Linked DNA regions of Mus musculus: region 1 is linked to region 2. A link is a loop called in an ENCODE intact Hi-C map of the cell type or tissue named here. Cell type or tissue: heart. All regions are shown on one strand. Links, peaks and the distances in the headings refer to the core of each region. The heading gives the core; the rest is flanking DNA.

Evidence for each region. A loop is a pair of places that touch in the nucleus more often than their neighbours do. Peaks named below come from ENCODE experiments on the same cell type or tissue, not always from the same donor. Only the 100,000 strongest peaks of a DNase experiment are listed, where the experiment ranks them.
Region 1: a loop joins it to region 2, with 2.0 times the contacts of the local background. A loop is called at or near these places in 4 of 42 quality-filtered maps.

The regions. Positions count from the first base shown.
Region 1 is chr6:112,831,554-112,846,567 of GRCm38, reverse strand. All of the region lies in intron 1 of Srgap3 (SLIT-ROBO Rho GTPase activating protein 3), which reads left to right. Among named protein-coding and RNA genes, the nearest start is that of Srgap3, 110 kb to the left of the region's middle. In heart, for the core only: no CTCF peak of the experiment used is centred there; a DNase peak (open chromatin) is centred at 6,977.
Region 2 is chr6:112,939,406-112,954,419 of GRCm38, reverse strand. It overlaps Srgap3 (SLIT-ROBO Rho GTPase activating protein 3), which reads left to right and starts at 7,154. Exons shown (of 22, transcript NM_080448.4): 1 at 7,154-7,990. The coding sequence starts at 7,924. In heart, for the core only: a CTCF peak has its summit at 7,106; DNase peaks (open chromatin) are centred at 7,109 and 7,759; H3K4me3 peaks cover 2,715 bases; H3K27ac peaks cover 1,284 bases; H3K27me3 peaks cover 838 bases.

The DNA of each region.
Region 1 (15,014 bases), core at 3,956-11,955, 110 kb after region 2:
TTGTGTTTGACTGAGTTTTACTGGGGTCCCTGCAATTCTCAGTGTAGACCAGGCGGGTCTCAAACTCACAGAGATCTGCTTGCCTCTGCCTCTGGAGTCCTGGGATTAAAGGTGTGTGCCTCCACATCTGGCCTGGGCGTTTTACTTAAATTAAACTGATTAATTAATTGTGCATATTTATATCTGATTAGCGATTGTGTGGGTGGAGAGCAAATGTGAGGTATGTATGTCCTTTCTAAGCTATCTCTGAACTTAAGCTTTGTCTTGCAAATGGAAGTTTAATTTTCCTTGTAGTGGGGAAACTTATAACAACATAATCAGGGGCTGGCAAAGACTTGATACTTTATAAGAAGTAGCCTGTGGGTATAAAGGCCTCCTAGGGAATTGAGGTGCCTTTCCCTCAGCCAGGGAGTGAGTGTGAGGGTACAGAAGAACTATTTCCTCCCCGTTTCCCTCTCCCTTCCTTTCAGCCCTCCCATCCTCTTCCCTCCATATACAGAGTCTCTCTAAGTTGCACAGGTTGGCTTAGAACTTGTGATTGTTCTGCCTTCTGAGTTCCGGGATGGCAGGCATGTACCATCACAGCCAGGCTAGTATGACCCAAACTGGATCACCTTTCTTCATATCAGATGCTTGTCTATGCACTGGGTACCCTTCTGGGAGAAAGGTAGGCTCAGAGCCCTATAACGATCAGGGTTTCACTCTGTGCCCCTTGACCTTTCCAACAGACTACAGCAAGTAGTGGGTGTCACCAGCTTTTGTGCCTTAGCTGTATTCCTTGCTAACTATATATTCCCTACCCTGAAGTCTTTTTACACTCCGAAGTCTTCAGTAGCATATCATCCATTCATTCCCCAATGAATGCCGGCCCCCAGCAGTATCTTCATTCAGAAGGGCAAATGTAAGACAATCAGACAGGACAGGACAGGACAGGCAGTACAGAGGAAGTTAGGATCTGTTGTCTCTGTGTTCTTGCTAGAGCAGACTGTACCGGGCAACCCACACTGGTGCTGGGGAGAAACGAGGGGAGGCCAGGGAAGAGGGAGGAGGCCCAGGAGGTGGGAGCTAATGGTCACGTGCTCAGTGCTGGTGGCAGGCTTCGTAGCTGGAGGTGATTCTGGTAAGCTGCTGAGCATCTAACCCGATTGAGGCCAAAATGCAGCACAGAGGCATGTGGAGGTACTGTCCATTTGGCTAACATACAGTAGGCTTTTAATGGCAGGATGGACTTCTCCACTTTCTATGGAATCTAAGGCCCACATCTTGAGGGCCAGAAAAGCAACCCCTTGGCCCACTGACCTAGAACAGTAAAGCCATGTGCCCGAAGTCTTATGAAGAGTTGCTATCCAAGCAGGAAGCACGGAGACCTTTGCACCCTGCTGCCAAGTGGCGGGCTAACACTCGGGAGGGTTTTTTTCCACTTCAGTTTAAGACCTAAGAGCTGAAATATGAGCTTAGCAAAGAATTCCGTATGTGTGTAAAGGACAAATGGATTTATGTTGGGATGTTACGTGCGTACCCCGAGTGCCACTGGGAATGACTGGGTTCCAGCCTGAGACTTCTAATTCACTAGAGCATTGGGAGAAATGTCTGGAGGAGAGGAGCCATACACATTTCTTCGTTGATTGAGCTTGGCTGACAATTGCAGTTGCTGAGCAGGCAAACATACTTTATACTCTTTGAAGGCGCCATGCTTTTGGTTTGTTTAGAGACGAGGTCTCAGGTGGCTTGCACTGGCCTCAAATTTGTTATGTAGTTGAGGTTGATGTTGAACTCCTGATCCCCGGCTGGGCTCCCAAAGCCCTGGGATTACAGGTATGCACTGCCACACTTGGTTTCTCTGGTGCTGGACAGGCAGTGTACCAGCTGAGCTACACCCCCAGATGGAGGGGCTTCTAATAAAGAAATAACACCGCTAAAATGACTCACTGGGAGAGATAAACAAAGTTGACCCCTCCTTCAGTGGTCCCAACAACAAACAAGGTAGAATTCCACCAGCGTTTACTCTGGGGATGTGTTGGGCTTCCTACAGAGCAATGGGTGAAGGCTAATGGGAAGGCACATGGGTGGCCTTAAAACAGTCTCACTGGAAAGTTTGCACCCAGCCTGGATGACTCCCCGATGGCTGTGTAGATGGAGACCCTTTCCCTAGTCCTTCTCAGCCTAAATACTCTAACTCAGAGGTTCTCACCCTTCCTAGTGTTGTGACCCTTGAATGCGTTTCCTCATGTTGTTGACCTCTGACCATAAAATGATTTTGTTGCTACTCCATAACTATAATTGTGCTACTTTTATGAACCATAATGTAAATATCTGATATGCAGGATATCTGATTTGTGACCCCCCCTTTTGGGGGTGACTCCTCAAAAGGGGTTGCCACCCACAGATTGAGAACGGCTGCTCTAGCCTCTCCCAGAGGCCATATGCAACTAGGGCAAAATTGCTTATAACTGGTTGAGAGGAATGGCTGGATACTCAGGTGAGGGTCTCACAACCCCGCCCTCCCCCCCCACAAGAGACCATCAATGGTCAACAAACCCGTTGGGATGATCTTTTGCAAGTGTGCCCAGCTAAACCCGGGAAATGGTGACACTGGTTTAAACTCTAGTCCTGCACAACAATAATAAACATGCCAAAAGGATTAAACCATGTGTATATCTTTTGCTATTTAGGGAACTCTTTCTTTCTTTCTTTTTTTGAGACAGGGTTTCTCTGTGTAGCCCTGGCTGTCCTGGAACTTGCTTTGTAGACCAGGCTGCCCTTGAACTCAGAAATCTGCCTGCCTCTGCCTCCCGAGTGCTGGGATTAAAGGCGTGCGCCACCACGCCCAGTTTATGGGTTGAGTATGAGTGGGTCTGCTGTCAGATGTGTTTTGTATGTTCCCCTAAAGGTCCATGTGTTAAAATCTTGGTCGGTCACTAGCCTGCAGCACTGTTGGAAAGTGGTAGAACCTTTACGGAGCGGGACTTATGAAAGGAAAGTGTGTGTCTGACAAGGGTATCAGGCCGCTGGACTTTCCTGGTTTTCTTTTTCCTTCTTAATGCCATGTAGTTTGGAGAAGTTTCCTGTCTGGCACATCCCCTGCCACCACTGTATGCCCCTGATGACCCAAAGCTGCAGGCCAAGTGGTCATATACTGAGACCTTAGAATCCAGTGCTGGAGTCAACCTTTCCTCTTTTTAAATCGATTTGCCTCGGATATTTGTTACAATAACAGAAAGCCATGCCTTACCAGACTGTGGTACCCATGGCTATTCCGGTCTCAGCGCTGAGGCTTTTAACCCATCAGCAAGCTGCTAGGCAGCTCGAATGGTTTGGTGATGGTTTCCCAAGGCTTAGCCTCAACGTTGCTCAGTTGGACTTTGAGGACGTGCTTAGCTGGAGTTCTTTTATTACGTCGTACTTCACTCCGTCTACTCCCAGGGACAGAGAGAGTCCCCCGAAGAGTTTATTTTGAGGGTTCACTGATGGGCAGTCAGATTTGGCAATGATGGGTGAATGAGCTTGATTTATGGGAACTGTAGGTGATAATAATCAGGCGCCATGTGCTCACCTCAGGAATCTAACCTGCATTCCTGTTGTGGAATGAATTTGGGGTTCCCTTTGAGAATCACCGCAGACTTTTACAGTGCTAGAAGGAAAACACAACATACACACTACACACACCCCCACACGGACTCACAGACATACAAACACAGGCAGAGACAGACAGTGAGACACACACACACACACACACACACACACACACACACACACGGAGAGGGAGAGGGAGAGAGAGAGAGAGAGAGAGAGAGAGAGAGAGAGAGAGAGAGAGAGAGAGAGAGAAGAAATCAGATCTTTTTTGTTTCTCCTTCTTTCCTTTCTGAAAACCAATAGGGAAGAAAGTGCGAAAGTGCACAGATGCCAGAACGAGAGAATGAGGTCATGGCTCATAATTCATGTGGCCTCCAGGAACATAAATCATGCAGCCTGCTGTAACCATTCCATGGGAAGCCTCTGGGAACAGTGGCCACAATATCCATAAAGTATTTGGGCTCCAGCATGAGCCTGGATAGCCTTCCAAGTGGCATCCTCATCAGAAGGTCAAGGAAAGGTACCCTTCGTCCTGTAACTGCCAGGTGAATGCACACGGGCTGGAGGCAGTGGGGAGCTACTCTGCTTTGGCTTCCTAGCCTTGTAAGTGAAGGCCCCTGCACATTAAGCACATTTGAACTTGTGCTGTCAGATTGTGTTCTCTCACACTATTGTACACTATTTTACCCCTAGAGGAGGCAACCACCCTACAGTGCTCAGCCGTGCCTTTCCCAGGGCCCATTGATAGTTTGCAAAAGTTGATGCGTCTCCTTCTGTTAGAGGCATAATGTCTGTTGGGAAGAAACTTAGGAAATTATAAACAAAACAAAACAAAAGCAAACAAACAAAGCGGAAAATGGAACATGAGTTTACATGCTTCCTCCCTCAACCCAAATCTGACTAGGTGCCCATTTTTGTAAATAAAGTTCTATTGAAACAACTATGTACATTCATGTTTTTAATTGTCTGTGGCTACTGTTGTCCTGTCTACTCCACTCTCCTTAGTCTCCTGTGTGCTGACTATTTACAGAGGTTCTCAGAATGGTGCAATGTCTATTGTATTTGTTTCCAAGGCTGCTGTGGCTACAGTTCTGCTGACTTAAAACACACATTTATTTTCTTTTGGATCTGGAAGCCAGGAACTCAAAATCTATCGCACTAGTGCAAATCTGAGTGTCAGCAGAGCTTGCTCCTATCAGAGGCTCAGGATGAGACTCTCTTCCTTGTCTCTTTTCGCTGGCAACTGGCATCCCTTGGTTTGAAGCCTCACCAGGAGTCTGTTTCATGGCTGCATTGCCTTCTCCCTCTGTCCAGTAAAGACTGTACCACATGTATACCAAGGCCTTTGTGCTGCCTCAAGTGAGAGCGTGTGTTTGCCTTCCCTGTTGTGAACTAATGGTGCAGCCAATCACTGTTAACCGGGGTGACAGACAGGTACCCAGGGTGGCATTTTGTAAGATGATCTTAGGCGGTCCACAGGGACACAGCGGCCCCAGTGGCTCCCACAAAGGGACAGTCTTCCCTTTTCAGATTGTCCTCTGTCTCTCTGATTACCTAAAATAGTCTCTGCTTGCTTCCAGCATGTCTTCAACACTTCTCATCCTTGCCAACCCTCTTCTATCAAAAAAGAAAGCAGGTCTCGGGCTATAGAATCCTAGAGAACTCACTAGCCTTATATCTGCTGCATTTATTTTTATAGCCGCCCCCTTTTCTACCAGTGGAAATACTAGAGAGCATCCCATAGAAATGAAAACGAGCTGGAAATGCAACTCAGAGGTAGAATATCTCCCCCCCCCCCCCCCAGCATCTGTGAACTCCTAGGTTCGATTCCTAGTACTGAAAAGTAAGTTGAAAGAGCGACAATTTCAAGCCGGGCAGTGGTGGCGCACGCCTTTAATCCCAGCACTCGGGAGGCAGAGGCAGACGGATTTCTGAGTTCGAGGCCAGCTTGGTCTACAAAGTGAGTTCCAGGACAGCCAGGGCTACACAGACAAACCCTGTCTTGAAACAAACAAACAAACAAACAAACAAAAAAACAAACAAACAAACAAAAAAAGAGAGACAATTTAAAAACGTGAATTAAACCAGGTGTAGTGATGCACGCCTTTCACCCCAGGAGACAGGCAAGCGGAGCTCTGTGAGTTCAAGGCCTGCCTGATTTGCACAGTGAGTTCTAGGACAAACAGAGCTACACAGTGAGACACTCTATCTTGAAACCCCCCTCCTACAAATGAAACCAACCAACCAACCAACCCATGAATTAAGTGAGTATAGGGCAAGTCTTTCTTAGAGAAATCACCTGATGACAGCTGTGAGGTCTGTGACCGATCAGAAGCCTCCAGGCTGGCCGTCCCCTCTCTGCTTCCCACACAAAGTGAGGCATCCTGAATCCGAGGCCACAGCTGGATGCTCTCAGTGTTAACGACATCTCATTTTTTTCTCATTTCAATGCATCTGATCCTTTAGGGACCACTGGGCATCAGAGTTCTGAATATTAATCTCCTGTTGAGATTGATCACAGCCACTTTAACTCAGGGACTTGGGCAGGAGGCGGCCTGGCTTCTCCCTGCCTGTCCTTTACATTTCATTGGATATCTGGAAGTCAGGAAAATCTGACAGGGACTGGCTATTATTTGGACACAGCACAGGTGTTAGGGGAAACGTTCTCTCCCACCTCGTCAGATTTTGATGGCGTCTCTTTTGCTGACTGTTCCTTGCTTGCAGGAACTGCAGAACTGGATCTCCCTGCTTGAATGGATGTAGGGAATGGGGATATCTTATTCCTTATCTCCACAGATTTATATGAAATGCTAATTCTTGAGTGTGGGGGACTATGAGGGCCATATCACTTTCTTTTACATGGGGCCGATCTTCATCATCAGTACAAAATAACCGTTATTATTTTATAATGCTAGCCCACAGAGCATGCCTCCTTTTGGGGTGGAGGTGAGAAGTGGAACAGTAGTGTGGACTATATTACTCAGTGCCTTCCCAGCTTATGTGTACCCCACTCCTCAGAAAGCTGCAAGTAGATGGGATTTGTTTCAACAAAGCCTCTGTAGTTTGTAGGCCTACATCATCTACTTCTCTAAAGGAATGGTGGAGGTAAGACCAGACTGATGGGTAGCATGTCTGACAGATATTTGGGAAGCATCTCTGGCACACGATATAAGACAGGCAGCCCAAAGATTCAAGTATCAGGTGAAGCTAGGCAAGCCACCTCATGCCTGTGCCTCTTTCTCCTCCTTGAAACGGAAAGCTGTCTCCCAAGGCTGTAGCATAGATTCATGGAAAACACTGAACTCCACAAATGCCTGCTTTTAATTCCCTCCAGTTTGCAAATGGGAAAACCACAGGCCAGAGATGAACTGGCTTGCTCGAGGTCACAGGACTTGACAGTGTCCAGGCCAAGCTCTGACTGAGTACAGCCAAGTTTAACGTCAGACTCAGCTTTGGCTACAGTAGCACCCAGTGGCCCATTTATTCCAGAGAGAGAAACAGCTTCATCTTGGAGCTGATTTCCTTCAAAGACTTAGGAGCCTGGCTAAACCCTTGCAGTACCTGGCAGAGCCTGTAAATTCCTTGCTCTTTTTCAGACCTCAGTTTTTTTCACCAATGAAATGGTGCAATAGCTATCTCTTCTTCTATGGTCAGAGTGGCAGTGCTGTTAACCTACCTGGCTTGGTAAAGACTAATGAAGGAAGATAGAGATCCTTGTTCAGAGGAAGGAGGGAGAGGAGATGATACAAAGTGCTAGGAACCAGCTAGCCCGGACAGGGACAGAGATTCTGAAGAGACCATCTCACAGAGAGGGTACTCTCCTGGTCTCTTGGGCTGCTCCCTGCTGCTCAAAGACAAAGCAGATGCATCTGGGCCTGGGCCCAGGTTGCCAGGGTAACTGCCTCAGCAGCTGCCTGGGACCTTGCAGCTGAGGCCCTTGGTTGCCAGGGAGGCCACAGAGCTGGAGGGAATGGTCAGGGGGCTGCCAAAGGAAAGCTGCATCTCTGTGTAAGGGAGGCTGGAGAAAGGGGTAGTCGTGGGATCATAGAACCCTCCTGTGGGGCTGTGGACAACTGACATGGAAGGGGACCCTGGGGAATAGCTTTGTGACCAGAGCCTTTGGTGCTCATTGTACACATGATGTTTCCTTCACTGCATCCCTACTATGTGCCAGATCCTGTGTGAAATGCTTTATGCACGTATCAACTCTTACCATTGACAGGCAGATTTAGAAGCCAGCCAGGCTGGCTGTCCCCAGAGCCTCTGAGCATCTCCCCTTTTTACTATGTCAGGACACAGTCCCCTCCTAAGTGTCTGGCATGTTATTTTTAATCTATTACTGGCAACAACTCTGCGGGACAGGTAGAGTTACTTGTCCTCTACAGTGACTGGACACCCATGATTTATAGTGTACCCCTGGTAAGGAAAAGTAATTTTCAGTGACATTGGCTAGATGAATTGACTGGCCACACCATTTTCTCTGGGGTTGGTAGGATACTTGGCTTTGGGCTGGGCAGTGAGGGTCTTCTTTAACCTGTTTTTCCAGGAGTTTTCAGAACCCACTATCTGCTCCTGTCAGAGCACATGTGCACACATGGGAGCCATAGGAGCCAGTATGTCCTGCCCTTTCTGGGCTTCTGTTTCTATTCAGGGAAATGGGTGTAATGAGTAAATTCTATTGAATCTTAAATGATTGCTCTCCTAGTGATGAAATAGTCTACACTGTGCTTGCCGCAAGGCACACATGAGTCTGAGAGCTCGGGAGACATGCGTGTGCTGGAGGAATGGACTGAATTTTAACAAAATTTAGGGCTAGGGGATGAGCCACCAGGTAAAGTGCTTGCTGTGCAAACATGAGGCTCAGGCAGCTTGCTAGAAGGGATGTAAAAGCCAGCAAGCTGCCTACCACTTCACTGCACAGGAAGTGGAGAAGGGGCATCCCTGGAGGAAGTTAGCTGAGCATACTGGCTGAAATGGGGTGCTCTGGGTGCAGTGAGGCATCCTGACTCAATAAATAAGGTGGACCACAGTCCAGGAATACATCACACTTGGGTTTTCACATGTACCTCATATGTGTGTGAACATGTACACAGACATCATATATACATATGTGCAAAAACAACATAAAATTTCAATAGCCACCCATAGCTAGTGCCGACTGAGTTGGATGGTGTGGTGCTAACAGATGCCTAGCAAAGATCCAGGAGACTTCTCTGAGGTGTTTGTTGTTTTTTTGGGTTTTTTTGCAACAATACAGTGCTGGTTGTATGATCTCCATTTCACAAAGGAAACCTGTCCCAGCTCGAAGCTGACTAAGTGAACAGGTGATCGCCAAAGCCTGCTTTGCTGTCCCACAAAGCCCAGGACCTCCAGAGGGCCTGTCCTCAAAGTCGGAATGCATTGTGATGGACAGGCCCAGGCATACCTCAGTGACAGTGGAGTGTAGGGTGGAGACAGGAAGCGAGGCATGGTCTCTGGAAGGGAAAGCAGTAAGGACTCCCCTGGGGGACACACCCTGATCCTATCTGTCCCTTAATCCCTGTGAGCTCTGGTTCTGGCCAAATCTCTTCTCCCAAGTCTTAGTCCATTCATCCACAAGAACAGGGTGATAATACAAGCAGCCATTATCATGACGACCAGGAGAGATGCACACGGAGGTGAGACCCCCACCAGCTTGCCATCCTGACTAGCTCTGGGGAGCTGAGATTGGGTACAGGGCACACAATCTTGCTGTTTGGGATGTTCAAACCATGAGAGGCCTTTTGGTGCCAGGGGTTTCAGGATGACCCCTTCATTCTCAAGACCAGGCTGGCAGGGGAGATCAGGTGGGAGCTGGGAGGTGCATTTTAAACTACCCTTTTAGGTGGTATTCTGGTACCCGTTCATGACTCAAGAGGGTATCTGCAGGCTCGGGGCTGAGGCCTGCAGGCAAGCTGGCAGGCTTCCCCCTGCTAGACCTGTTCACCAGAGCTCAGCTTAGCATCAAGTTCTGGGTAGGGCTACTGTTTTCTTCTTTTTTTTCTTATGGAAAATTTCAACCAATAACAAGAGTAAGTAAGTAAAGCTAGCACTATCACACGCCCACCCTCCCCCATATCAGCCACAACAGCTAAGCTTCTAGCGTTAACTCAGTCAGGGCCAGCTCTGCTTGACGGAAAACTTCCATCCTCTATCACCCAGCTCAGGGTTAGGATGAAGCAAATCTAAGCAGCTGTGTGTGTGTGTGTGTGTGTGTGTGTGTGTGTGTGTGTGTGTGTAAGTACCTTGCAGGTTACTTCTCTCCTGTCACCACGTAGGTTCCAAGGATTGATCTCAGGCTGTCAGGCTTGGTGGCAAGCCCCTATGCCTGCTGAGCCCTCTCGTCTCATCAGCCTGGCTCAGTATTTTTGTACTAGGGTTTATGGGACTGAGCATCGACCCAGCTGGAGATGACCAGGTTAAACATTCATAAATTTGCCTTTTATTTTTCTACAGAATGATACAGTCCTTTGGGGCTTTAGAGATGGCTCAGTGGCTCAGAGCACTTGCTGCTCTTGCAGAGGACCCGGGTTCTGCTGCCAGCACCGTATGGGGGCTCACAACCACCTGTAGCTCTAGTTCCCAGGGGTCCATTGCTTTCTTCTGACCTCTGTGGGCAGGCAGCAGGCCTGCACGCGGTACACATATATAAATGCAGGCAAAACACTCATATAGATGAAAGAAATTAACTCAAAAAATGTGAGAAAAGTGAGATTCCCTTTTTTTTCCTTATAAACCTAAAAAAATCTCAAAAAAATGATCTTTTTTTTTTTCTTTTTCTGGTTTTTGGGTGTTTACGTTTTGTTTGTTTTGAGGCAGAGTTTCACTGTGTAGCCCTGGTTGGTTGCAACTTGCTACATAGGTCAATCTGGCTTTAAACTCATAGAGGTAAGCCTGTCTTTGTATCCTCAGTGCCAGGATTAAAGGTGTGCACCATCACGAATCGCTTTTTTTTTTTTTGAAAAGATATTTTGCCCAGATGAATTGAAGATGTGTGTTTATTCAGACCCTTTCCTTCAGATGTTTGTGACGGCTATCTCATGGTTGCCCACAATAGGAAGCCCTCAACGAGGCCTTCAGTCGATAAGCAAATAAATGAAACCTGTACATTGGAATCTCATTCTATGGTAAAAGAACTGAACTGCCAAGTTACAAAATGATATGGGAACATTGTAAATGTGTTGCAGAGAGGCAGAGCTGTTCAGGAGGGCTGCTCTCTGAAAGGGTCCAGCTCTAGACGGGGGTGGGGGGGGTGGGGAGAAGACAGGAAAACATACAGGGGGTGCTGAGAGGACAGGATGGGCACAGGAAGAGGGGCAGAAAGGGTGATGACTAGGCAAACCACAGGGGGCTCTGAGGGCCACAAAACTGTGCTGCATGGAGCGATAATGGTGAGCCTGTCGATTACAGCCTTGTCTGAACCTTCAGAAGGCAGAGCACCAAGAGAGAACCTCAAAGTAAAATATGGGCTCAAAGCGAGAGTGTATCTGGACTAGTTCTTCTGTGGTAACAAGTATAGTGGGCCAGTAAAAATATCATTGAGAAGAGAAATGGTGCAGGGGCTGGGGGGAGGGGGAAGGGCGCTCTCCGTGCCTTCTGTTCAGGCTTTGGGTAAACCTGAATTTACTCCAGTGTTGTCACTATGCCCCTCCTTAGAAGTGGGAACAAAACACCCATGGAAGGAGTTACAGAAACAAAGTATGGAGCTGAGATGAAAGGATGGACCATGTAGAGACTGCCATATCCAGGGATCCACCCCATAATCAGCTTCCAAATGCTGACACCATTGCATACACTAGCAAGATTTTACTGAAAGGACCCAGATGTAGCTGTCTCTTGTGAGACTATGCCGGGGCCTAGCAAACACAGAAGTGGATGCTCACAGTCAGCTAATGGATGGATCACAGGGCTCCCAATGGAGGAGCTAGAGAAAGTACCCAAGGAGCTAAAGGGATCTTCAACCCTATAGGTGGAACAACATTATGAACTAACCAGTACCCCTGAGCTCTTGACTCTAGCTGCATATGTATCAAAAGATGGCCTAGTCGGCCATCACTGGAAAGAGAGGCCCATTGGACACGCAGACTTTGTGTGCCCCGGTACAGGGGAACGCCAGGGCCAAAGGGGGGGAGTGGGTGGGTAGGGGAGTGGGGGTGGGTGGGTAAGGGGGACTTTTGGTATAGCATTGGAAATGTAAATGAGCTAAATACCTAATAAAAATGGAAAAAAAAAAAAAAAAAAAAAGAAAAACTAGAATTCCTAATCCCGTGGGTCTTCTTGTGCTTAGGAGGCTGTGGCTATGACATGGTGCGTGGGCCTGGTTATTGCTGTGGGTGGCAGCTTTGGTGAGACTGTGGCCTGCAGCGTGAGCTGGAACATGACTAGGTAGGGAGTCTGTGGATTCTTAGGCACCGAATGCCAGAGACATAGGGTCTTTACCCTGTAAGCAGGGGGGGCTACTGAGAAGGTATCAGGAGAGTCCGGAGGTGAATGCTTCCTGAGACCTGGGCTGTAGGATTAGTCTTGCCTCTTCTCTGAGCTCCATATCCCCGAGTGTAGAGCCAGAAGACAGTACTGAGTGGTCAGGGGAGGGTCTGAGGTCAAAGCCGGTCCCAACTTCCCAAGCCCTCCCTCCCTCTCCCTGCCTCACCCCCTTTGTTTTTCTGTCTCACTGTGCCATGCTTTGGTTGGATACCTTCCCTCAGCGGGTGTGGGGGGACATCTACTGCACAAGGCTGTGCCTGGGGAGCCGCTCCATTTTGAATTAATTTGATTTTTTTCCCTCTTTGAAATCTTCAAGAAGAAAAGCTCCTAGCAGCCCTGTGGAGGGGGACACAGAACTCAGGGGACTGGGAACCAACTCCCCCGGGGGTTCCTGAGCAGGGACAGGCTGCAGGGGGGAATGGAAGGGTGGCCTCTGATTACTACTAGACACCTTGACTTCCAGTTAGCTAGGCTCAGAAGGTTCCCTGTGTGCAGCGATTTGGAGGCTTCAGCTGGCTGTGTGCATTGGGGGAGGTGTCTCTGCCCCTTCCAGACTGTCTCCTGTCATTACAGGATGATTTATGAGCTTTTCTGCTAAAACATGAGAACACTGGCAAGCCGACTCTGCCCTGCAGCCCTTCTAATAAGGGGCATCGTGTTATGCAGAGGACGCTGGGGAGGAAGATGGAGGACTTAGAAGCGGGTTGCCCTTTGTTTTGTTTTAACATGAAAAACACCGAGCTCTTAGTGGATTCCAGTCTATTGTGGTGTGTGGTGTCCAAAGCTGTATTGTCACTTTCTGAGGGGCGTGAGTTTGATTCCTAGCTTGGCTTTGCTTTTAGGACCATAGCCTGATGGTGCCCTCTGGGCCACCACTCCCTCACTTACAGGGGTGAAGCTGGGGATACCAGCAGTTATTCTCCTTCTAGGGATTCTCTGTGGCTGACACAAGAGTAGCACCTGCAGACCATGAGCCCATGAAACGATAGCATCATCGAGATGATTCTGACGGGGGAGGTTCTGGATGTTGGTAGGGGAATATGCAAAAGAGATTGTCGTGGCGATGTGTGCAATGACATTTCACCCATTTACACACACAGGCCTATGCACGTGCCTGTGTGGCTGATGACAGTTCATAGAGTATAATGTGACCTTCACCAAGCCTCTGAGCTTAGGTTACATGAAGCCTCTGTGCATCCTCTGTAGAAACTGATGGTGTGCAAGAGTATGTGTGTACATGTGTGTACAGTCTATGTGTATGTGTGTAAAACCTGATAGCGAGAGCCACACCAAGTGTGCATAGTGAGCATATACACGTGTATATGTGTATGTATATATGGGGCATGTGAATATTGTGTACATGTGGTATGTGTATGTGTATGCATGCGGTATATGTGTGTACATGTATGTTTACCACATGTATGCATGTGGTATGAGCATGTATGTAAATGTGACACGTGTGTGTATGTATATGTGTGTGTGCACATGCATGGCATGCATAGCCATGTGACTTTTGCCTAAATGTGTCTGGGATGTGAGGTTGGTGAAGAGTGTGTGGTTATCTAACCAATATGTGGCATGTGCTGTGGTCCTGTGTGTGAACTTTGTGTTTTTCTGTGTGTTTGTATGTGTGCCTGTGTGTCACATGAGATCCTCATGTTCAGAGGCTTTGTGGGCTGCTCTCCTGAGGGACCCGTTTTGTGCTGAGAGCCCACACTCAGAGCTTGGATTTCATTTGTAGGGACCTCCTATAGGGCTTGCAAGAATGGTAACAACCATCATCCAAAGCCAGTCCTGGTAGTCTGTGAATCCAGGAGTCCCATGGTGCACTGGGGATGGTGGTGGAGCCAGTGGGTCCTCCAGGCCTCGCTGGAAGGAGACCCTCCTGCCAGGGCTACAGAGCAGCAGTGTGGGCCTCCTGCTGCCTACCCTCAGGATGAACCCGAAAGGCTCTGCTGTTGTACAGTTTTAGTTGACATATAAAATGTTTCTGTCTAAGTGGAAGTAGCTAACAGAGGATGTATTTCTGCCATGTTTTAAAAAATTAACATTTTAGAATAACATTACACCATTCTCTTCAAAGTAGAGCAAACCAAAGCTCAGTAACATTGCAATTAAAAAAGTTGTCTTTCCATGAACTCTTACATAATCTAGAAGAATGTATAGATGGGGTGCAGCTCCATTCATCGGACCCATGTAGTGCTCAGATCAGGGTGTGTGGGCATGCTCAGACCCCAGAAGACAACCTTGAGTTCCTCTGGGTCAGCATCCCTCTAAAGATGACGACTTCTCTCTCTAACGCTGTAAACCACCTTTCCTGGTCTCATTTTTCTCGACTGATTCAGTAAACACAAGGTCCTTGCCTTTCACGATGATGCTGTACGCAGCCCTACTTTCTCACCGTGTAGCATTTCCCTCAACAATCTCACTTGAGAACACCACTTCCATTCTTATTGGACTTTTGGAGTTACTTCTAATGCTTCATTATTGACACTGACGTTTTGGGGTATTTCTCAGGGAGTGGAATTGCCAGGACATAGGGAGACTTCTACAGTATGTCAGTATTCTCAATTGTCCATTGGAGAGAACCTAAAACTCTTCATATCATTTTATCTTTCTGAATCCATAATTCCCTTCAATTTCCTTTACAGAATTTTTTCTTAATATTGTTTTATACGGAAAACTTATACATTTATTGTATTTCTTTTAACCTATATATAAATTAAAATAGACATTTAGACTTTTGAAGTTATATTTTATTTATTTACTTACTATTTATTTATTTGAATTGTAGAGGGGTTGTAGTCCTTTGAATCTAGGATCTCTCTCTCTCTCTCTCCCCATCCCCCCAACCTTCCTCTGTGTATCCCTGGCTGTCCTGGAACTGCTTTGTAGACCAGGCTGGACTTGAACTCACAGAGATCCATCTGCCTCTGCCT
Region 2 (15,014 bases), core at 3,156-11,155:
CTAAGTGACCAGGCTAACCTTGGACTCACACAGGTCCACCTGCGATTGCCTTCCAAGTGCTAAAGGCATCTCTGTATCTCTCTCTCTCTGTCTTTCTGTTTCTCTGTCTCTGTCTTTCTCTCTCTCTCTCTCTTTCACTCTCATTCTCGCTCTCATTCTCTGTCTCTCCCCTTTCCTTTCTTGAGAAAGGGTCTTATTTACCTCATACTGGCCTCACTCTCACTACGCAGTTGAGGATAACCTTGACTTCCCCTTCTCTTCCATCTGTGTCCTGAGCGATAGAATTAGTGGCATGTGCCACCACTTCTGGTTTATGCAGTGCTAGAGATGGAACTTGGGGCTTTAGGCAGAGAGGCAAGCACTCTACCAATAGAGCCACATCCTTAGCCTCAGGCTGCAGGTGTCTTTCAGCAGCTACTTAGTGTGTGTGTGCATGTGCGTGTGCGTGTGCGTGTGTAGAGACAGGATACTGATGTCGGGTCAGATGTCCTGAATTCCTGCCTGACTCTCTCCTGTATTAGCTTTGGAATGTCTGTACCTTCCTTTCCCCAGTCTCCTGGGAGCAGTCAGGCCTGGTTCAAGTTGTGGCTTTGGATGAGAAGGTTCCAGATGATGTTATGCCATGTGTGGCACTTCTGTTACATGTCTGTCCTGCATGTCCCATTCTAAGTGGATCTTATTCCTGCTAAGTGGTTCTTAGCAGACAAGATGTTGATTTTTGTGCATCCTTTTCCTTCTGGAATGGCACCTCGATCCTCTTTTGGGAACTCATTCTACCTCTGGGGCCAAGTTGATCATTTGGAACATAGCCTCAGGGCAGGCTTACTATGTTCCTACCCCTTATCCATGATATCCATGGTTCTGGGCTAGCCTATGCTAGTTGACCATTCCCAGAATATTTATAGGAATTTCTGGGGAAAAGTCTTTATTGCTGGGATTGACAGGCTGAGAGAACTTAGAGCCGCTGGGGTCTCTTTTACCATTTTATGGGGGAGAGCCTGCTACCCTACAGGAAGGCAAGACGGAGAATTAGAGAAAGACACAGTGTCCTGTTGCCTGGATCTAGCCATACCTGATAGATGCTGATCATGAGTGGAGTGTGTAATATTCATATGCAGCTCCCTTTCTGTTGCCTGTCAATCACAGACTTCACTGACTTCTATCCAGGCTCTTGGTGTTCTTCTCATATGTCCCGAGCTATCGTTCTCGCAGGCAAGAACACACTCGGACAACCGGATTCTTCTGCGGCAAGCTTTATTGCTTCTTAAGGAGGGAAGACCCAGACCCCGGAAAATGGTGCTGCTTATATAGCCCTCAGCGTGGTGTTTCAGCACCTGATGTGGCATGTCAGCTCCTGATTTGTTGCTCACCCATCACCTCATTACTATGCCCCGAGATGGGCAGTGACTATGCGTGAGTTCACTCTCGCACTTGTGCACAAGGCTTGTTTACTAGTTAGGCACAGGGGAAGCCAGCACCATCTTATAATGGCGATTGCTTGTGGCACGGCTCTCTACACTCATAGGCTTGAAGAATTGATTTATTTATTACAGAGACATTCATAATATAGAAAATTCCCACAAAGGCTGGAGGGCTGGCTCTGAGGTTAGAACACTGGCTGCTCCTGCAGAAGACCTGACTCCAATTCCTACCACCTCCATGGCGGCTCATCACTGACTGTAACTCCAGTTCTAAGGGATCTGACATATTATTATGATCTCCATGGATAGTAGGCACACACAGTACATAGTCATTCATGTAGGCAAAACAACCACATACATGAAATAAAATAAAAATAAAAAGATAGGCACATTGAAGTATGAAATCAAAGGACATTTAGCACATTTATAGAGTGGTAACTATCACCTATGTTTACTTCCCAAATGTGTCACCACCAAAGAGACTCCAAATCTCCAATATTTCATATAAAAAAATCTTTGATAATGTGACATTTTGTGTCTGTCTTCTTTCACTTAGCACCATGCTTTTAAGATTTATTCTGCTGAGCAGTGGTGGCGTATGCCTTTAATCCCAGCACTCGGGAGGCAGAGGCAGGCGGATTTCTGAGTTCGAAGCCAGCCTGGTCTACAGAGCAAGTTTCAGGACAGCCAGGGCTACACAGAGAAACCCTGTCTCAAAAACAAAAACAAACAAACAAACAAACAAACAAACAACAGATTCATTCTATTGGAGCTGGAGAGATGGCTCAGAGGTTAAGAGCACTGGCTGTTCCCCCAAAGGTCCTGAGTTCAATTCCCAGCAACCACATGGTGGCTCACAACCTTCTGTAATAGGATCTTATGCCCTCTTCTGGTGTGTCTGAAAACAGATACAGTGTGCTCATATAAATAAAATAAATTAATTAAAAAATTAATTCTACTAAGCCACATATCAAAACTTAACTTTATGTATGAATATATGAAAACAGAAAAATGCTATTCAAATATACTGATATTCTGTTAATTCACTCACCTGTTTATAATGTGGTAGTTTGAATGTAATTGGCCCCCATAGGTCCATAGTGAGTGTATGGCCTTGTTGGAAGAAGTGTGTGACGGGGGACAGGCTTTGAGGTCTTATATATGCTCAAGCCATGCCCCTTGGGACAGTCTTTCCTTGTTGCCTGCAGATTAAGATGTAGAACTTTTGGCTCCTCCAGCACCATGTCTGCTGTCATACTGCCATGCTTCCTGCCATGATGACAGTGGACTAAACCTCTGAAACTGTAAGCAAGCTCCAATTAAATGCTGTCTTTTATAAGAGGTGCCTTGGTCACGGTATCTCTCCACAGCAATGTAACCATAAGACATTTAATGAGCCTTAGTAGTGCTGCTAAGAACATTTGCTATATGTATATTAGTATTGTATATTGGAGGATTTGTATGTTTTTATTTTATTTGTATGGTGTTTTACCTGCAAATATGTTTCTAGACTATGCACGTGCAGTGCCCAGGGAGGCCAGAAGAGGGGGTTAAATCCCCTAAAACTGGAATTAGAGACAGGGGTGAGTCCCTGAAGTGGTGCAGAAAACCAAATTTGAATTCTCTGGAAGAGCTGCCAAGTGCTCTCTATGAGCCACAAGCCATCTCTCTAGCCCTAAAATTCCTATGTTTTTGCATGCTGGAGGACTCAGTCTCTGGCTTGTGATAGGCATGGTAAAGGGGGAATTCTCTGGACTTTGCTTGTTGCGTTTACATTTTTTCTTTATTTCTGAGAATTTCATGCATTTGTATAATGACATATGTGCATGTCTACCCCCTCATTTCTTCCCACGACTCATCTACCTCCCAACTTCATACCTTTCCCCTTCCTTTCTTTTTGTCTTCTTCTTTCTCCTCCTTAATATAGCCCATTTGGTCCAGGTAGTGCTGCCCATAGGGCAAGGTCATGGGGACTGAACCCAGGGCCTGCGAGTGCTAGCTAGGCAAAGCACTTTACCACCGAGTCACACCCACAGTTCCATTAGTAGCAACTGGCTGACTTAGTTATATTACATCCATTTTTCAAAACCAAGTTAGAAGGCCAGACTTCTTCTTTGAACTGACGGTGGATGCATTAGCTGGTGGCAGTGTGGAAAAATGTCACAAAATTAGTCATCCTGAGCTGGAGGCAGGGAGTGTTTCTAGTTGACCAGAAAAGTAAAATTGCCTTAAACCAAAACCGACTCTGGCTACTCTTCCTTCAAACACAGCACTACCCTCCCCCATCCCACTTTTTTTTTTCTTCTTCTTTTTTTTCTACCAGGAAAAGAAACCGGTCGGGTGAGTTTTGTATTATTCTGCTGCAATTGTAATTTAAGTCACACCAATGGTCATTTGTGATGTTTTCCTTATATATTTTTAACCTCTAGTTTGTTTAATGGAAAACTTTCACTTGAAGCTATTAAGACGAACATAACCATGGAATGAAAAGCTATGTAAAGACTTGAGAGCCATTACTATGCTTACAATTCCTCCTTTGGTTAGTTTCTTGGGTCTTGATCTTGGTCAGATCTGCATTTCAATGAGTTCCAGAGTGGGTGTGGTTACTAGATAGTGCCTTGGCCCCGAGCAAATTGCTCTCTGCTCTGTGTCTCTGCTTCCCCAATTTGAAAATAAAGATTTTTTTTACAGCACCAGACCTAATGAGGTATAGCAAGGACCTACCTATATCTATGAGATCTATATGGAGTATTTGGGCTGTCATCTATACACAGGGAGGCCTTAATAAAAAAGTAAAAATTTAGGGGCTGGTGAGATGGCTGAGTGGTTAAGAGCCCTGGCTGCTCTTCCAGAGGACCTGGGTGGGGTTGAAGTTCACACCCACATGGCCACTCAAAACTCTCTATAACTCCAGTTTCAGGAAATCTGACACCCTCACACAGACCTATATGTAGGCAAAAATACCAATGCACACAAAATAAAGAAATAAAGAAATCGTTTTTAAAAAGTAACTTTGGGGGCCGAAGAGATAGCACAGTGATTACGAATGTTGGCTGCTCTTGTAGAGAACCCAGGTTAGGTTCCTGGTACATGGTAGCTCACAACTCTGGTTCAGGGAATTGACCCCTCTTTTGGCTTTCTTGGGCAGCAGGTATGTACCACACACACACACACACACACACACACACACACACACACACACACACACACACGCAGGCAAACACGGACACAAAACAAAACAAAACAAAACAAAACAAAACAAAACAAAACAAAACGAAGTAGAATAAAACCTCAGTACAATTCAGGAATATCTAAAGTCCTTCAGGAAACAGGCCTGGGTGAAAGAGCATATTTCCATGACTGTTCTAATTCTTGGTTGGGGGGGGGGGGAACGCACAGATCAAGTCACATGGTTTTGCCCCTTTTCAGTTACAAATTTATGGGGAGGGGGGGTCTTCTTTCTGTTACTGCCCTGTGAAGAGTAAACATTAGCAATAGCAATTGGTTTCATTCAACAAAGAACAATGGCCATTTGGAGGGGGTTGTTGCAGAAGGGAGACAGTCTGAGTCAGTCTGAGTGACCCAGACCTCAGTGAGCTGTGGGGAAGGTTGGAAGGGACAAGATGAGGCCACAGTGCAGGGGCCCTGCCTAGGCTGCTGACCTCTTCCCAGGAACAGAGGATTTGAGACAATATAGGTTCCTCCATTGGTGACAACTTTGTGGCTGTCCGAGTCTTCCCTTCTCTCCCCTCTTTTCTTCTTCCTTTTTGACCTGCTTTTGTCCCCAGTGTCTGTGAACGCCACAGCTCTGATGCTTGGCCCCTTGGTGGGGTCTCCGTGGAACTGTCATTTGATAGGCGAGAACACTGAAGTTCTGAGACGACATGGAGGCCACACAGCTGGGATGTGGCTGGGCCAGACTCTAAATCATCTTTCTTCTGAGAAAGAAACCCAGCCCTTGCTGTTCAACAGGCATTCTCTGACACATCTCGCTTTATTGTCTCATGGCTTCTTGGGACATTCCCATGGCTCAGCGCGCTGTATGCGTCTCTGACATGCATGTGTGGTTTAAAAATTCTCCTCATGGCTAGAATGGCCGTTTCCTGGGTTCCTGCTCCCAGCGGCCACAGAGAGCAGTCAGAGTCACCTGGCTCCAGGCTCCTAGAAGAGACAGGAAGGAATCTGGTTAGCTGCATATTCACATTCCAGGGCATAGGACACTAACTCCACTTTTCTCTGAGGATCTAGGCTTAAGGCAGGTTAATCTCTGAGCATATCTTCCTCTAATGACACTTGTGGCTTCTGCATAGCAGAGGGCCTACATGTCCCTGGGAAGGGTGAGGCAGGAGGATGTGGGCTGTGGCATCTGCTTATGAACTCTGTAACCTCCTCTTTCTGTGTCCAGAGCTATAATAAGCCTATGATTCACCAGGTGAACTGCTCAGGCAGCTGCTGTGCATTCCCCAACTGAGCCCTTGGTGCTCACCCACTGATCACTAGGCGGGAGGACCCTGTCTCACTTTACCTACCTCTCCAGACCCGTTCTAGCTGCATACTCTCTTGGGGAGCCCTTAGAGGCTGGTACGGATAACCTGTTCATTTCTAAACCCAAGCCAAATCACATGTTGGGCCATTCCAGAAGGACAAGTGGAAGGTGGTACCTAGTTTGAGAAAGTTATGGAAGTCTCTTTCAGTGAACTCTTGGGGGACAAGACACTCTCATGACAGTTTATTATCAGGCATCCTATGGTACTTGATGCCAGTTTGACCTACCACACTGAACTATTTGAAATGCCAATGAAATTAGGACTCTCTAATGAAATGCTGGAGACTCCTACTGAGTCTTTACTACTGGTGGGTTTTGTTGTCTGGGTTGGAATGCTGGCACCCTGGTAAGTCATTTTCCACTTATATATAATGTAGCCCCTAGGATGCTGGGGTTACCATAGTTGCTACTATTTATAGGGAGCTTACTGTGTACCTAGGTACTGAGCCAAACTGTTTCTGTTCATACTCCATCTCCCAAAAGCTCTTTACATTTGAATCCCCCCGCTCTGTAATATTTTCAATTCTTAGCACTTGTCATTTTTACCCATTCTATCATTCAGCGTGTAGTTAAATTCTGTTGTACTGTCATATGGTGCTTCTTGCCTTTATAACGCCAGTGGGCCCTTTAGTAAGCTTTTTGTATGTATTTGTTGAAATTGTCCATTAAAGAGTCTCCAAAGAGAGCTTATTTTACTGGTAAAGGAACTAAGACGAGGGAGTCAGAATGGCGCTGTCCCACCTTCTCTGAGCCTGAAGGCAGCCCTGTCTGCCAGATCTCTCTGCAAAGCTGAAACCTCTGGCACTGTCCCTGTTATCAAGTAATTCTTTCAAAAATAGTGGCCTCTCCTGCATGCATCAGACTCTGCCAGAGTCTCAGGCAGAGTGACAACTCGTCATATAGTTGCTAGTTTGAGCACGACGCAAAGAAAAGAATCTTTCTGTGTTTGTTAGAAAATCTCCAGCCTAACTACTACTAGCTCGAGTTTGCAGGAGCCTCCCAGGCCTTCCCAACCTGATTTCCCCCTCCTGCCGCCTTCCCTTTTGTGAGCGTTTCTTCCCCTTTTTGCTTGCAGCTAGTTCAGCTCTCCTGTAGGCTACAATGTGTCAGTTGTTATAAAATCCGGGAGGCGGAGTCTAGTGACGAGGGCGGTGGGGGAGAGCTCAGCCAGCCCTGCAGGGTGAGCAGTCCAGCCCTGGGTCCAGCGGAGCTAAAACGCTACAGCCGGGAAAACTTCCACCTCCCTCTCCTGGTTTTGATCCTCACCGTCCAGCAGACCCGAGGCGCCGATCGACCGGAGGGAGGATGAGAGATGACCGGTCCTTTGGCAACCTGACCATTTCCTTAGCAGAGCCTTCCAAAGCGAACCGGAGACTGGCCACACGACCCAGGAGGCGCCGCGCCTCTTGTGGATGTGTGTGTATGAGTGAGCAAGCGGGTGTGTGTGTGTGAGTGAGGGTGTGTGTGTGTATGCGTGTGTGTGTGTGTGTGCGCGCGTGTGTGTATGCGCGCGCTTGTGGTGTGGATGGGTGTGTGCACAGCACAATTGCGTGGAAGCGTGTCTGGGTGAGCGTGTGTGTGCACTCGTGAATGTGTTTGTGTGTGTGTGTGTACGTGTGTGTGTGTGTTTGTGTGTGCTCTTGGCTGCTATTATTATTATTTTGGAAGAAAAATCCTGGAAATCTGGGGCAGGTTATGGTACTCCCAGGGTGACTTCTTTTGCAAGAGGAGCTGACCAGAGCAAGCCACTAGAGCCATTTCCCTGCCAGCAGAGAGCATTTTCCTCCCAGAAGAAGGATTTCAACCCCGGGGCTCTGTAGCCAAGTAAAAGAGATTAGCCCTTGAAACCTGTGAAATCGACCATTGCTGTGTGATTACCCAGGCTTGGGAGAGGACTTGGAGAGAGAAGGAGAAATAGATCAAACAGCCTGTCAGTTCTCTTTGCCACGTCGGAAGATGTCATCTCAAACTAAGTTCAAGAAAGACAAAGAGATCATTGCTGAATATGAAGCCCAAATAAAAGGTGAGTGGTGGGGCCGAGGGACTTTGCCTTCTCTCCGTCCCCTTGTCTCTCCCTCTGCTGTCTCTTCCTTCGCCTCCCTGCCTTCTTGAGAAGTTGCTATGCAGCAATAATCTTATTGTAAGGAGGAAGGACCGGGTGCTGGCTGCACAAGTCCAGACTGGCTCCCACTGCAGATAGTGCCTGGGCTGGGAGCGTGAATTACAGAAAGGGCAGAAATCTCTGCATTGCAGGTGTGTGAGGAAGGGACTTTAGGAGTGTCGCCGGTACTCCATCATCTTGGCAGTGATATGTCACTCTAAGGCCATTTTGACAGTCAAGGCCTCCTCCCCCTCACTCCCATCGAGAAAGCCCTTTGCTATTTATGTATATATTTTTTGATCTGCTCTCCCCATCCCTTCTTTTGGCTTTTGTGGGTGGTTGTTTTTGCCTCTGCTGCCTTCTCTGGGCTGAAATTCAAATGCATGAGTATGGGCTGCGGGGGGTGGGGGTGGGGTGGGGGGGTGGGGGGGGTGCATCGCATCCTTAAGTAGCCCTTCTTTGTCAGCATTTCTTGCCTGGTCTGAGTTGCCATGGATTAACTGTTATGGGACATATTGATCCAGACTAATGCAGGCATTTAAGCATAAAGAGAGAGTTCTGTGCCGAAAATGTATTATCTTCCAGCGTGCAGCCTGGTCCTTCTGTACACCGGTGTTTCGGGTCATCAGCTTTGGTTAAAAGCCAACACCTCAGTGTACGATTTGGACTGGTAGGTGCCGCTTGGCTCCCGTGGTTCTGGGAAAGTCTGCCTGCTAGGAGAGTGAGATGCCCTTTGGGTGCTGGTTCCAGCTTTGGTAGCATAGAACCCATACTTCTTGCAGAAGCTGCTCCCTAAATCCTTGCTAGCTGAGAGGAAGAGAAGGGCCCCAGTTGCACAGCTAAAAGAAGGCAAGCAGCCTCTGCCCTCGAGCCAGACGGTGGGCTTCCTGCACCCTCGGGCTGTCTAAGCACAGCTTCAGCAAGGAGAGCTGAAGGTTCCCTGCCCTGCTTCTCCTTTGCGGAGCCTGTGGGGGAGAGAAGCAGCTGGGGCTCTGAGCACCCATTTTCTTTCCAGTCCTTGGTTCTCCTTGCTGCGACGCAGGGCGTGTTGTGGTCTCACACGGAGTGGGCACACTGCATCTTCAGTGGGTGTGGAGAGGCCTGGTTTGGAGGCTGTTGAGCAGGGTGCTGCTTTGAGGTTCTGGTGACCAGAGGATGCCACGCCTGTTTCTGTGCTGCCTGAGGGCTCCACACCGCAGGAAATCAGTAGCCTCAGGCTGTCTGTCTGTCCTGTCTGTGTTGCTTTCAACCTTCTGATTTGGGGGGGGGAAGCTTTGGAGAACAGGCATGGGGTGGGGGTAGGGGCTTTGTGTTTTCCTTGTCTTTGGTTGTGGGCCCAGCCAGGATGTTAACCGTCCCTGGGTAGATCCCAGGGATTAAAGAAGAGAGATCTCTCCTATTCCCTGGGCCTCCTCCTTAGTTTTCAGCTCAGTGTCAGAAACAGTGACTTAAATGTATCAGCCTTGCTGTCAATTGAGAAACAAGCCCTTTAGCTGTCAGAGACTGGGATTCATCCTGCCGGTCAGAACAAAAACCAATTTTCAATTTTGTATATTTACTTTTTAGGGAGTGAATTTACACACACACACACACACACACACACACACACACACATATTCTCAAAACATATATATATATATATAACACATATTACATATGTGTTTGTATGTGTGTGTGTGTTGAGATTATCTTGACTACTTTAAAAAAATTGATATTCCCATAAAAAAATGTTCTGACAGACAAGAGAATGAGATATTGGGACAGTGTGTGTGTCTTGGTAAGAACTCTGCTTATCTCCTCTTTAAAAGGCTTGCACCAGGCAGCCAACCTTCCCTTAGGCCCCACAAAGCATCACTTTTCCTTTCATCTCTCACCTTTAACTTAACGACTGACTAGCACGTACAAGGCGGCAATGGCAAGGGATTTATTTCTTCAGGAAATTCGCCCAAAAGATTTGGTCTCTTCTAGCTTCTGGATGTCTTTACACTCTGGTTGAGTTTGTTTGTTTGTTTGTTTGTTTATTTATTTATTTATTTTCACTTGCAGTAGGCATCCATAAAGGAGATCACAGGACTGTTGCACCCAAGGCCCTTTGAAATCTCTCCTCCCAAAGTGTTATTTGTTGGCCTGGCCTGGCATGTAGCTCAGTGGTAGAGCACTTGCCTGGCGTGCTCCAGGCCCTGGCTTCCATCCACAGCCTTGCCTGTTAATTACTCTGGTAAGGATTGATGTATCCAGGCACCTCCTGTTTCTGGGACTCTGTTCTTGGCCCACATGGTGTACAAAAGGCTTACTATGAGCCCAGGTTCAGAGATAAGGAACTGAGGCCTGGCAGTGTTCAATGACTTACCCAAGGTCGCAAGGCCGGTATCTTCCCAGGCCTGGTGTCCCCGGTACATTGTCTGGCTGACACAGCCCCTTGAAGGATTGATGTCAGTAGCAGATGGCAGTGTTGTGCCGGGCTCTGGTGGCCTCTTGATGGCGTCCCATTGTTCCTTTCTTACTTTCTTCCCTCGGCCTTTGTGGCTTGTCTCTGAGGAATGTTTGATCCATGAGCAAAAATAATGCTTTGTGCCAGTTACCATCTTCCTGGCGTTTGGCCAGGTTGGTGCAAACAGTCTACTTCATCAGACAGATCTCATAGAGGGAAACTTCTGATTTTTTTGAAATGATGTTGAGTTTACCTGACTTAACAAAGGATGGATACTTTCGAATAGCATTTCCACTGTAGACATGCTTACAGTCAAGCCTTCTCCTGCCTCCTAGATCCCTGCATCTGACTGTCTACCTGTGCTCCAGGGATGGAAGCCTCAGCATCCTCTTGGCTAACAGACTATGTTTCACTAGCTGTGGCTCATGGATTTTTTTTTTTCTTAGACGGTATCACCTAATGGTTCTATAGGTTTTTCTTCTTGGAGACTTCTTAGAATAGGACAGACACGTCTCTGTGACTGCCCACTCCTTGGGGGTTGGGAGCCTCCCGTTGTGCCCCTGACTGTACTTCACCTTAGTTGCGTCGGTAACAAGAGCCACCACTGTTTGCTATCTTCATTGTTTCACTTGTGTATTTGGGAGCTGTATGTGTGAGGGTCTCACGGAGCCCAGGATAGCCTTGTACTGCCTTGCCAAGGGTGAATTTGAACTCCTGACCCTCTTGCCTGCACCCACCTCCTGAGTACTGGGTTTACAGCAAAACCATGCTGGGGATTGAACCCAGGGCTTCCTGCATGGTAAGTGATCCACTCTACCAACCAGTGAAGCTACAGCCCAGTCCTTCCTTCACCTTAGCCCTGCCACTTCCTGGATTGCAAATCCCAGTGTGTTGGGTGTTTGTAGGATAGAAGGAAGATGATTCGTGGCAGATGGTACACCTTACTGACAGCAGTAGAAGGGGTAGTGACAGTTATGATAGACCTGAGGGCACACATCCTGTCCAAATGCACAGTCATACCTGAGTGCAAGTATTTGTTGCCACTTCTAAGCCTGGCCACGTTTTCAATCTTCCCGCAGGTGCCAGAAACTTGCAAGGGAGCTTCGTGTTTTTAAAGAGGTTTTCCAAAAGGATGCCCCAAAGATTTCACTCTCCATACTTTGTCAATATGGTGGAAGAAAAATAACAGCTGTCCCCCTTTTATGCTGCCTATAATACTTCTACCCGTATACCCCAGGAGTTACCTTAGCCCTTGGCTCTGTTCACTGCTTATGCCACGCATGTCCGCTGTGCATCTCTGATCTCCCAGGCTAGGGGTCGGGATGGATTTGAGCTGGCTCATTCTCAGTTCCCTGACACGGGCTCCAAACAGACATCACTTCCTATCTTAGGTGCTCCTAAGTGTCCCTTTACAATCTGTTCAAGAACCTTGCTTGAGAGTGACATGACAGTCTCTAGCCAGAAACTGGCAGGCTGTCACCCATTCCCATTTTGAAAATCAGAACATTTGCCAGTCTCCAGTTTCTTGGCATCCCCACTGTCCTCCACAGTACCCTCGGAGATCACTGATAGCATTTGGGGATCTTATCTGCTGAGTTCTCTGAGCTCTAAGTGCTCTCGCTGCCGGACATAATGGTCACGTTCATTCACCGTGTTCCTGTTTCCATTTCAGCCCAACAGAGAATTGAAACAGGAGTGTGGTGATTGACTTTAGGAACATTCATATTTATCGCAGACCAACTTTTTAATAGTAAAAGTGAAAAAAACAAAAACAAAAAATGGGTGTCTTAGTCGAAGTTTTACTGCTGTGAACAGACACCATGACCAAGGCAAGTCTTATAAAGGACAACATTTAATTGGGGCTGGCTTACAGGTTCAGAGGTTCAGTCCATTATCATCAAGGCAAAAGCATGGCAGCATCCAGCCAGGCATGGTGCAGGCAGAGCTGAGAGTTCTACATCTTCATCTGAAGGCTGTTAGTAGAAGATTGACTTCTAGACAACTAGGGTAACGTTCTCAAAGCCCACGCCCACAGTGACACACCTACTCCAACAAGGCCACACCTAATAGTGCCACTCCCTGGCCCAAGCATATACAAACCATCACAATGGGGGAAAGAAGAATTAGCATGCAGGTATGGAGAATAAGCATTCAGAAATATACATTACTCGGTTGTTCACATACTCATTCAACCAACATCGGCATCGACCTTGTCCTCAAGCCTTGTGTGGCGTTTCGTGAGAGATAAAAAAGTATAGGATACCTTATTTACCTTCTAAGACCTCCCTTAGAAAATGACAGTCACATAAAAAAGAGATTAAGAAAACCCACAATACAACTTTGCAACTGTCAGAATGAGCTCAAGTCTTGCAGAGGGCTTCTTCCATGTGCCGTGGAGAGCCTCCTTAGGTTCTCCAAGCATTTCAACAGGATAAAAGAAGGGAAGCATGCTGGATGAGGAGAACTGTCTGGAGTGGTGGGGGCTGTGGCCAACAGGGCAGCTTTAGAGGCACAAGTGCTGTCATTGCCTGGCTGGGATGTGAGCCCTGGGCGGGCAATTCTCCCACTGTTGGGAGAAAGGCTGAACTGAAACAAAATCTCTTGGTTGTTTAAATGATGGCCCAACTTTTAAAAATTCTACCCTCTCTAACCAAACACGTGGGTGAAATAGGGCCGAGGCAGCCCATTTGGCCACCAGCTCACAACCCGTGACCTTTACGTTGAAGTCTGTACAAATCCTGGGAGTGGAGCCTCAGCCACCTTCTTTAACTTTGACATTTTTTCTAAGAAAGACCTGCTGCCTTACCGCTATAGTAGAAGTCTCCTCTTCCCCCTGCCCAAATGCTCCACACACCTCCTCTACCACCAACTGTTCCCTGTCCATGCCTTTGCTCTCCTTCCAATGTCTCTCCAATCTGTTTGTTCAACCGCCATTTACCCTTCAAAGGCTGCCCGGATGGTTTTCCTCTTCACATGATGCTTGGCAGAACGAACAGTTCCTTCCCTCTGCCTCTCTACCCTAAACATGACTACTCTTCATCAAAATCTAGAGATCAGACCCTCATCCATGAACTCCCAAGGGCGAAACAGCACAGAGCCATCTGTGTTTCTTCGGGCTGAGAGTGGTTGAAAAGTGCCACCTCCCTTAGCCTGGAGCAAGACGCACGGGCTGCATGGCTTTTACCACTTTCTCCCAGTTCAGGAGGCTGGAAATTCCAAGATCAAGGTGCCAGCAAATTAAGTTTCTGGTGAGAGACCGCTTCCTGACTTGTAGACAGCTCCATCCTATTGTCTGCTCATCTGGCTTTTCTTCAGAGCATGCTCACAGAGATCAAGTATGCAACATCTAGAGCAACCCACAGGCCTATACCTCATCTCTCAGTACCATTATATTGTGGGTGGGGTGGGCTCACATATGCGTTTTGGAGGATACAAACACTTGGTCAAGAATATCATACTTCCTGTTCTATCGAGAGGAGGTGCTTTACTGGGCAAAGAAATCCTCTTGGTTTGCTGCACTTCCTGCTTTGTCTCCAGTGTCTGTTGGCAGAGATTTGGTAAGGGATGTGTTGGGAGCTAGTAGTTCTTGCCTAAGTCTTGATGGGGTGTGGCTTTCCTTCCAGCCGCCCCATCAATAGATCTAAGGATCCAATTGTTCATTTCTTGAGGGTTTTTTCTCTTCCATTAATTCCTTTAGTCATCCACTGGGTAGGTACTGTTACTGGCCATGCTTTGGTCTATATAGCTTTAGTTTGTGGAGGAAGGCAATTGCATCTTCCTCTTGTTTTGTGACCCCTCTACCTCTTCAAGAGACCCACCAGTTCTCTAGTTGAAGAGATGAAGTTTAGAGAAATAAAATCAATTGCATCGGACTCCTCAGGGAACCCTGGCAAAGCTAGGTTCAAAAAAGAATCCACTTTCCAATTTCCACTGGCAGGGGAAGATAAGATGCTGATGGGGGCAACATGGCTTGTTGGGTGAAAGAAAATAGTTGTGTGTTCCAATAGGTCTTGGAAATTCTAAGATAAACCAGAGGAAATTGGCTTGTTTCCCCTCAGGGCTCCTGACACCCTTGGCAGTGTTGGGGGTGAGCTTCAGAGTCTGGTTGGTCTCCCCAAACTTTGTCCTCCCTGAAAGCCTCTTTCCCTAACTGGTTTGGGAGATTCTTCCTTGGTTCATGGTTTGAAACATGTCAGCCTGTACAACTCATGAATTATCCGAGTCTTCTTGTTGTCTGTTACCCCATTCCCAGTGTCCTCCAGTGCTTTTCCCAGGAGGCAGCCTGAAGAGGGGCCGAGGGAAACAAATGCATGCCTGGCTCTGCTAAGTAGTGTCAGCGCGGTGCTTTGTGGTCACTTGCAACACGTGAGCTTTGGCATTTTCAACTGCAGAGTGCTCAGCTACTGATTGAAATGGCAATTTGGAAGCAGCTGTGTCCTGATCAGCACGTGCTGCCTGTAGTCTGTGTGTGGGTGTGTTTGTCTGTGTGTGACAGTGCAGTGTGTATGACGGCAA